Linked DNA regions of Mus musculus: region 1 is linked to region 2. The links are chromatin contacts, found by Hi-C or POLR2A ChIA-PET in ENCODE. All regions are on one chromosome and are shown on one strand. The core of a region is the stretch at or near the end of the contact, and the rest is flanking DNA. Distances in the headings are between cores, read along the strand shown.

Region 1 (5,182 bases), core at 849-3,348, 820 kb after region 2:
CCTGTTATTTAATGCAATATTCCCTACTCCCCGCCTTGGCCTCACAGATCTCCAGGTGCCTCTTAATGCACCACACTAAGGACCTGCATTAACGCATTAACACTTCTTTTCACATAACATAGCACCCCAGGCTGGTCTTGCTTTGAAGTCTGGGTCCTCAGGGGTGTAGGACCCAAACTATTAGAAATGCAGGTGGGATGTAAACTCCATAGGCTAGCAGCTTCCCTAGAGTCCACCAATCACGGCTCGCAACCAGAAAAAGGGCATCAGGGAGCTTTCTCATGTCCTACCAGATTCACAGTTCTCCTGACCCGGGAGTGACTTCAACATAAACTCCTAGGTTCCACTTCCCTCCACTGCATCAGGACTATGATGCATATTCCTGCCAGTTCCAACAGTGTGGCAGAGCCACCCGGAAGATGGAGAATTCCAGGCCAGCCCAAGCTCTGTAGTAAGACCCCTTTCCCTTTCTCGCTGAGGCTGCTATACCTTCCTGGGTCTTACTACATAAACAAGGCTAGCTTGGAATTCTCCATCTTCCTGCAGCCCAAGTGCTAGGGTTACAAGCTTATCTTTCCACACTCTGCTCCTACTGCATGGATAGTTCATTCTGTCCTGAGAACGAACTATTCCCTACAGCACATCTCCACCTCTAAGAGAAGTCACCACAGGAATTTTATTTCAGAAGCCAAATGGTGCAGAGAAAAATGAAGGGCAGAGTTCTGAAATCGATGCAGATATTCAGGCCATACAAGATGGTGCAGGCCTTTCTTTAGTCCCAGCACTTGGGAGGCAGATAGACCTCTGTGAGTTCCAGGTCAGCCAGGACATCACAGTGAGACTCTGACTCTCACACACACACACACACACACACACACACACACACACACACACACTCCCTCCCTCCCTCCCTCCCCCCCCCCACCCCTCTCTGGGTATGGCCCAGGGCAAGCCTCTCCACACTCCAGGGCCTCATTTCTCATCAGTGAGAAATGAGGACAATACCCAAGCCATCTGCTTCATAATTTTTAATGGGCTCTTCGATGACTGGCCTTACTCTCTTTGTTTCTCGTATGACAAAGCTATAATTAAAAAGCTAATCCATGTCTGAACCAATGAGGCAGCATGTACAACCACAGGCATGCGTGTGTGCCCGCGCATACACACACACACACACACACACACACACACACACACACAACTTTGAGGTACACACAGCTCAATCATCATACTGTTCTGTGGCCATGCTCTAGAGGCCTCTTTCTAAGGGCCAATCTCTTTTTCTCTGTCTCTGCTGTGTGTGCGTGTTACTCTTCTGTTGCTGTGCTAAGACACCATGTCCAACACAGCTCTCAGAGTGATACGAGTCTATCAAGGTCAGCAGGCAGCAGGCAGCAGGCAGCATGGCAGCAGGCAGCAAGTGTATTGGCTGCAGCAGGCAGCTAGGGGCTCTCATATAGTGAGCCACAAACACGGAGCAGAGAGAGCCAACTAGAAATGGCCTGAGTCTAAGTTTTCAAAGCCTGACCCCAGTGACTTCCTCCAGGAAGGACATGCCTCCTAAACCTTCCCAAACAGCACCATCAACCGGGCACCAGGCACCAAATGTCTATCTAAAACTATGTGTGACATTTATCACTCAAACCTCCACAGTTGTTTTGTTACTAACACATTTCGGACTTTCCCCACAATGCAACTGTTTAAGTGGGAGGGAAACCTCACCCATTCTCTATGGGCCAGCATACTTCCTCTTCATGCCTGGGACTGCCCCAGGGCTCTGCTGTCAGTCTACACCTATCTCAAGAATTGAAGTCAACTATGGCAGCCAGAACTCCATGTCTGCACCGCCTCTGAGCATCCTCAGATCAACAGAAGCAGTGGTGACTGCTATATGCACTAAGGGATAGCATCCTAAGTGTTTTAACTAGACTGACCTACGCATCCTTAGCAAAAGGAATGACAAGGTTGCTGGAGAAAGGATGTGAATGGCGGGGTCTGAACACAGAGTCAAATCTGCAAAGCAACGTCAGCTCCTCTGTGGAACGAGCTGCTGGACGGCATCGACTCCACGCGGCTGGCAGGGATTTCTTGGCTGTGCTGTGTTACTGTCTGTCAGCTCAGGCTCTGAGTCAGGACCTCTTGGCTGGCTGGGGGCATGGCAAGTACTCTACAGAGGGGAGATTGGAGAATCAACCAGCAGGGATGAGTAGGGATCAGGGCAGAGGAGAGTTATCTGGGGCAAAGCAGAGGGTGATGCTCTGAAAATGCCTAACACAGAAAAGACCCAATTAGACCCTGACGCTTCGGAACCACCTCCCTTGGTTGAGGCTTAGAACTGAGCATGGTTACACCAGATGGCATCCAAGCCCGGAGCGTGCTCACCTAAGGCAAGCTCCCAGGGAACTGTCTGTCACCCAGCTTAAAGCAGGTTTGAAGGTGCACAGCTCCAGCTTTAACACCTCCACATGTTCCATCTCCAGTCAGGGTGCAGCTCACCAAGTCCTGCAGACCGGCCCAGCGGATGCCTGAAGCTGTAGCGCCATCCCCCAGGGACTAGCTCAGGTCAGATGGCCTCTGCAGAACCTACTCTGAACTATATAATAAGAGATAACTGAACCCAGAAAGGCACTGAGGGCTACAACCCCCAAAGTTCTTCCTAGAGCCCCACATTTCTAGTCAGATGCACACCGTAGAGTCTGCCTTGATAGAGGCTCCAGGCAACAAAGCCACATTGGCCTTCCTTAGGCTGAATGTCCACAGAAACCAAAGCTAAGCAGCAGCCACCTTAGGGACTTTCCACAGGGACTTATGCGGCTTCAGGAAGAGTCCAGGCTGATGCCTGGAAAGGAAACAAGGCAAGGAAGGAAGGAACCTGAGGGACTGGAGTTGAGATATGAAGTCTAGACTCAGCCGATGCTGTCTCCAGGTCTCTAAGAGGTGGACCAAAGAAAGCCACATGTGGCCCATTGCGGTGTTGTCCTGTGTCCTGTGTGCTAAACAGGAGCGGCTTAGAAGATTCCAGTTACCAAAATCTTCTTAAAGAGAACCATTTAGATGCAAGTCTCAAGCAATGCTGGTATCCTAGATCATGAGAACTGTCTGATCTCTCACTGGGAAATGGCGTTGTTCCCAAGCATCCTTCAGAGAAGCTGGAGGTGAGTACTACCCCACTGGGTCACTGAAGCCCCTTCCCAAGCTTGTGTTTTTAGTTTTTGGGATAGGTCTGCATGTGGTTAATGATGACCTTGAACTCCTGGACCTCCTGCCTCACCTCCCGAAGGCTGGGATTATAGGCGTGTGCTAGCGGCATCTGTCCTGTCTGACTGGAGAGTGCTATAGACTGAAGCCTGCGCTCACTCTATGAAAGCAACCTAACCATAAGCTACACACCTATCACCCCTCCCAGCTCTAACAATAGACTGATAAACAACTACTACAGCCTTAGAAACACTAAGGAACAGGGGTTAATAGCCCAACTGTTTTCAGACAGGAAGTGGGTGAGAAACGGGGTATTCAAGGGAGTTCCACATAACGTAGGCCGTACAGCCAGACTTCTGTCGACCCCGTTACGTGGAGCCGCACAGATAAGCTCTGCTCTTCCACTTTGCATGCATGTGTGTTGCCGGGAATCCAACACTGGCCTTCAAATCCATGAGGTAAGCATTTTATCACTGAGCTACAACCCTATCCCTGGCTGAATTATTAACTCATATATGTGGTCTTAGACAACTCTTACCTATACAGAGAGGGCTGAGCTGGGCCCTGTAGCTCTGGGTTGCTATAGTTCACTCTCTAATGCCCTCACACTGACCCTGGCCTGAGCTCAGGTGTGTCTTAAGCTATGCATATGCCTGGCTAGAGCTCTGGATGGTGGCTGAGCTTAGCCCTCCTGTGTGAAGTGGAGAAGCAGAGCAAGCGAAAGGTGAGAGCAGAGAGGAACTGCGCCTGCTGCTTAGCTCAACAGTTCACAGTAGGAGCCCAAACCGATAAACAAACAAGAAAGGCGGCACATGGCAGGCTGTCAGCTTATGCGGAACACTAAAAATGACTAAAAAAGGATGGAAACCCTCAAACACATGCCGCTTCCACCAAATAAAGACAGATCTGTTCCAACAGTGGGCCATGACTCAGAAGCACACTGGGGGAGCAAGCTGTGAGCCCTTCCCTCGGGATCCATCAAAAGGAGTTCCCCGGATATTAATAGCCCTCAGCTGTCCCCTGGAAGCCAGAGATTGCCTTCCCAGGGAGGGGCCACAGCCACAGCCAGACAGAACCACTCAAAGGTGCTGAGGCAGCAGGAGGATGAGTGGCAGGTATGCCTGGGCCTTCTCTCATTACGACGGAAGCCATAGAAAACAGAAGGCCAAAACCAAAGCACACACACGGTCCTGGTTCCTCTCAGCCTGAGAAGTGACTTTCATCCTGACCCCACAGAAGTACGAGGTGGGGCCAGATAAAGCCAAGGCTCCCAAGTCACACACCTGCACTGGGATCACACTAGTTCCAGTTAAAGAAGGCCGGGCAGAGGCCCCTAGGCTAGCTAGCTAATGGCCAGGAGAACCCGGTTGAGGGGAGAACGTGACAAAACCCACCCTCCTTCCATTCTCTCAAGACAAAAGGGAACAGACTTAGCTCCAGACCCCTGCTCCACCTTCCTCAGGGCCTCCAAGCCCCACCCTCCTCCAGGGGATGCCACTCCTTTTTGTCTAGAAGCAAGTCCAAGATCAGATCCAAGGCCTCAGTGGGGAGGGATACTTCAGCCTCTGCCAGGTTAATTCCAGTTCAGTGCAAACGTGAATTTCTAAAAAGATCTCTACTGAGTCAGCAAAATGGCTCAATGGTTAGGTAAAGGCCCTTGTCTGGCAACTTCAGTTTCCAGCAGGAACTCACGTAATCTAAGGTGGAGAGAACAGATGCCACAAAGTTGTCCTCTGATCTCCACAGGCATGCATGGCGTGAGCACCCATATACACACTCGTGCACGCACTAATAGTAATAATAATAATACTGAAATTGAATTTAACAAAAATTTTTCTACTACAACCCATCAGCCACAGGGACATCTCAGCTGCTAGGACTTAAGATTGTCTCAATGCAGAGAAAGTCCTAAACTGACGAGAAAAAAAGGAAGGAAGGAAAGGAGGGATAGGGATGTTGGCTGAGCAGCCTAAGCAGTTTAAGA
Region 2 (4,581 bases), core at 1,796-4,295:
TGAAATACATGAGGGGCAGAGAACCGTGTACTTTATGAAGATTGGGTCAGACCACTCCCACGGGCCTGCAGAGGAAGTCGGATCAGTGCCGCTGTGCAAAGCTCAGAGAGGACCTAGCCAAAAGGCTCCCACTGTCTTCCATGACCTACACGCCAAGGTCGTGTTACAACTGTATCCTGCGGCAGGGGGTGGGGGTGGGGTGGGGGGAAAGCATACTGCTAGTCAAATACAACGCAGGTGCTCCTAAGAAACATTTAGCTTCGACATGTGATCCGTCGTGGTACATTATGAAGAAGATAATGTGACTCGAGCATCAATTATAATATCTGATGCATATGGAGCAGAAAGCACTTCTAGCCAGAACTGTGGGGAAATCAAGAACAGGTGGACAGGATTAGTAAAATAAATCCAAGGTGCTAGTTTTAGGTCCTCATAGGACTTTTTTTGTATTAAGGATTACTCAATGGACACAAATACAGAGGTCTTGGAGGCTCGATTGAGGAAGGACTTTTTCAATCTTTCCTCATCTGAGAGGATTGAGGTGATGTGTGGTGGGGGCATGGTGGATAAATCTAGAATCTAACATTGTTTTTCTTTCACCCTTGTTTTACTTTTGAACATGATTTTGTTTGTTTGGTTGGTTTTGTTTTTTGTTTTTGTTTTGTTTTTTTCTTTGAGACAGGATTTCTCTGTATAGCCCTGGCTGTCCTGGAACTCACTTTGTAGACCAGGCTGTCCTCAAACTAAGAAATCCGGCTGTCTCTGCCTCCCAAATGCTGGGATTAAAGTCGTGCGCCACCACTGCCTGGCAATTTTTTTTCCCCGTTTTTGGAGACAGGATCTCCAGGCTGGCCTTAAACTAATGGCAAGCCTCCTGTCTCAGCCTCAGAGCACTGGATTACTGGCAAATGCCAATACAATTGGCTGTATACGATGTTTTGTTTTGTTTTGTTTTGTTTTAACATGTGTCTATTTGGTGCACAAGTGTGTGTGTGTGTGTTTCACATGTGTGGAGGTCAGAGGACAACTTGAGGGAGACAGGCCTTAATCCCATTGTAGGTTCCACAGGCTATTAGGGTAGTACAGTGCTTTTGCCCATTGAGCCACCTCTCTGGCCCCCATTGCAAATTATTTTAGAAAATTAGAAAATAATTCCAAAATGATAGCTTCCATTCTTTCTCTGTGCCCGTTAGCACACACATTTCACAGAAAATCACGACTTATTTACACAGGAAGACCTGGAGGACCATGTTCCTCCTTATCAGCCTTTCTACAGCAAAATTCAGCAAATGCAGGAGGGGAGGAATACAAAGAAACTCCCTGATAAAGAACTCGATACTTAGTCTCTTCATAAAATTAATCTCTCAAGGTAATAAGCCGACTTTGAAACAGACAGTACTAAATTTTATAAAAAAACATTTTATGAAAAAGATCTCACTTAAGTGCCTTGGTTCTTAAAAGAATTCACAAATATTTCATGAATTTTGAAACAAATAAGTCTAGAATTTAAGACTTTAAAAAAAATTGATTTATTATGTATCCAATGCTCTGCCTGTGCACCAGAAGAGGGCGCCAGATCTCACTCCAGATGGTTATGAGCTACCATGTGGTTGCTGGGAATTGAACTCAGGACCTTAACCTCTGAGCCATCTCTCCAGCTCCCAGAACTTAAGACTTTCAAACACTGAGTTTAGTAATACAGCTCTCCCCCACCCCCCTCATCCACATCTCTGAGTTCCCATCAGCAACTCCCAGACCAACTCCTCACAGACATTAGTAAGGCAAGGTCTGTGGCCAGGGGTGAACCTCAGCCAGTCGCTTGTCCTCTCAAGCCTAAAGCCCCTTCCTTGTGACAAGGAGCAAGCTCAGTCCAGTGAGCAGTCAGTGAGACAATGGAAGTAACCGTACAGAAACAGGGCATGGTGGTGCACACCTTTACTCCCAGCATGCACTTGGGAAGCAGAAGCAGGCAGGTCTCTCAGAGTTTGAGGCCATCCTGGTCTATGCGGTGAGTTCCAGAACAGGTAGGGTTATGTAGGGGGCTTTGTCTGTGCAGTTCACTGGGCATGCTCCACAGTAGTACCTTAGAGTTTGTCTGTCATTTCTCAAAATTTTCAAAGGAGCACAGGAGTGCAGGGCTGTCTACTCACACAGGCTCACACTACATACCTTAACAATGCTAGCACAGCCTTGTCTTGTCTGATGGGCCCTTATTACAAACTCCCCTTCCTCCCCTTCCCTGACACTGTTCTTTCCAGCCTCTTCACCTACATTTCCAGTCTTCCCTCCCTGTAGAATGCCTTCCTCGGGGACATCTGTATTGATCCTCGAAGCCACCTCCAGTGCCACGAGGCCGTGATCCAACAGAATGAATCCTCCTTCTAGACACCTGAAGTGGTGACCATTGTCTCCCACCTTGCAAAAAATGTGCCACTTCCGTTTAGTTTTCTTCCAACTAGTAAGAGTCCGTTAAAAACCAAGGTCCAGGCACGTTATGCTTCTCATGCCCTTGGTCTCCAGTCCAGAGCCACACTCCTGATAGGTGTATCACAAATATTCACTGAATGAATGAGTAATTGGCTACCCATAATAGACGTAGAATGTGGGAACAGGAGACGTGAAATAAGTGTTAAGGGAGCCAGTGGGTGGGGTCAGGGGAGTGTTGATGTGAGCTGATCTCACATTTGAATTCATGAGCCTGCCCTGTTTGGGCAGGGCAATGATCCAGGTAGATGTGGTTGATTATCTGGGCTACAGATTAAACCAAGGGCATGAGATAGAACCAGGGATGGGAATGTGCCAAAACGTGACTGTGTGTCCCTTCCAAAGTTATGCTGGAACTTATACCATAAAAAAGGGAAGTGATTAGTCATGAGGGCTGTGCCCTGGTGAGTGGGTTCAACTTCCTTATAAAAGAGGCGTCAGAGCTGCCTGGGCCTTTCATCTCCTCTGCCACATGAAGCAGAGCATCGGTGTCCCTCTGGCCTTTGACCTCACACCCTATGAGGATGAAACAGAAAGGCACTGTATTAGCGGGAGGAGCCTCCGCCAGACTCCAGTCTGATGTTGCCTTGATGATGCACTTCTCAGCCACAGAACCGTGAGAAATAAACGTCTGCCCTTCCTAAAAAAGCACTAAACCCATGACAATCTGCTGTAGACTAAGCAAGATTACAGCAAAACCAGACAGGCGTGTAATACAGAAAGCAGTGGTGGCTTGTTGAACTGAAGGCTGGAGAGGTCAGAAAACAGAAGGGGACAAAAGTGGAGCCAGAACGGCAATGGAGAAGCGGAGAGTGAATTGTCCTTAACCTGGACTCCATGGAGAAAATTCAGAGGCTCCACGAACTAGGACAGAAAATGCGCTTTGCCTTTTACCGAACTCTAAATGCTGCCTGCATGAATTGTGACTCCAGCAGCAAAGCCCACCAGCATGAGAGGTGTAGTAGGCCAATCTATGAAAGCAGGATTCTGAAATGACTACAAGAGTCGGGCATAAAGCCCATACCCATAATCCCAGCCACTCAGAAGAATTCCAAGCCACTAATATAGAAGTATTAGTTCTGTAGGTTTTCTTATACAGAAACTTTCACGCAGCATAAGCTATATAGCAAAGCCTTATCTTAAATAGACTAAAAATAGCAATTTAACAGGAAAAAAAAATTTAAGAACCTTAAAGCCCAAAACTATGTGCAGGGACTGAGAAAGAAAACCAGCAGACAGAAGTTACGTTTGACTCTAGAAATGCATTTATTTCCTCGTGCCCATCAAACTCCAGAAAGGAACCCAAACCACTCTGTCTTTGTTTTCACTCTGTTCATCCTTTCTTTCTTTCTTTTTTTTTTTTTTTAAATAAAGGTTTTATTTATTTTATGTATGTGAGTACACAGTCACTGTCCTCAGACTCACCAGAAGAGGGCATCAGATCCCATTGCTGTGGTTGTGAGCCACCATGTGGTTGTTGAGAATTGAACTCAGGACCTCTGGAAGAGCAGTCAGTGCTCTTAACCACTGAGCCATCTCTCCAGCCCTTCATCCTCCCATCTTAAGGCATTGGATGTTTTCTATTCATCTTAAGGCATTAGAAACAGTTCAAAGGAGATTCGTTGTCTGGTTTACCTAGGACAGAGGGTGGGCTTTATCAGACACAACCAATGGTAAAACTAGGAAAGTTTGACATTGTAATAATTGCCTTATGAGCCCATCATACCAACTCTGTATAAGACTATCCTAAACATACTTACATTAAGAAAAGCAGTGTCAGGGCTAGAGAGATGGCGTGTGGGTTAAGAACACTTGCTTTTAACTGGTCTGCTTCCAGAGGCTCCAGTTTGATTCCCAGCACCTAAACTGCAGCCCATGACTGTCTGAAACTTCAGATCTAGGCGATCTGGAGCCCTCTTCTGGCCTCCAAGGACACCAGGCACACACACGGTGCATAGGCAGACATGCAAACAAAACACTCACACACACACACACAAATAAACCTTAAAAGTATTGTTTAAGGTTTCTTTTAGATATGAGTCAATCTGTGGATGGACAGTCTTCCTCTCTTACGGTCAGAGAGTACAGGTTAAGTAC

The links. Hi-C counts contacts between places; a loop is a spot of excess contacts on that map. ChIA-PET counts read pairs that join two places held with the same protein, here RNA polymerase II (POLR2A).
Region 1: a map of regulatory T cell shows a loop between it and region 2 (7-fold over the local background). The contact joins two enhancer-like sites. A Hi-C loop is called at or near these places in 1 of 37 maps with a recorded cell type or tissue (regulatory T cell). POLR2A ChIA-PET finds 5 or more read pairs at or near these places in 1 of 5 experiments (embryonic stem cell).

Annotation. Positions count from the first base shown.
Region 1 is chr12:101,004,117-101,009,298 of GRCm38, forward strand. All of the region lies in intron 3 of Ccdc88c (coiled-coil domain containing 88C), which reads right to left. The region is part of intron 4 of Gm36756 (predicted gene, 36756); the gene reads left to right. Among named protein-coding and RNA genes, the nearest start is that of Mir1190, 15 kb to the right of the region's middle. Within about 2 kb of position 2,099, at least 1 of the 3 ENCODE cell types and tissues checked has a DNase peak (open chromatin) inside an H3K27ac peak, as active enhancers do.
Region 2 is chr12:100,181,304-100,185,884 of GRCm38, forward strand. No RefSeq gene overlaps it. Among named protein-coding and RNA genes, the nearest start is that of Gm36263, 2.6 kb to the left of the region's middle. Within about 2 kb of position 3,046, at least 1 of the 3 ENCODE cell types and tissues checked has a DNase peak (open chromatin) inside an H3K27ac peak, as active enhancers do.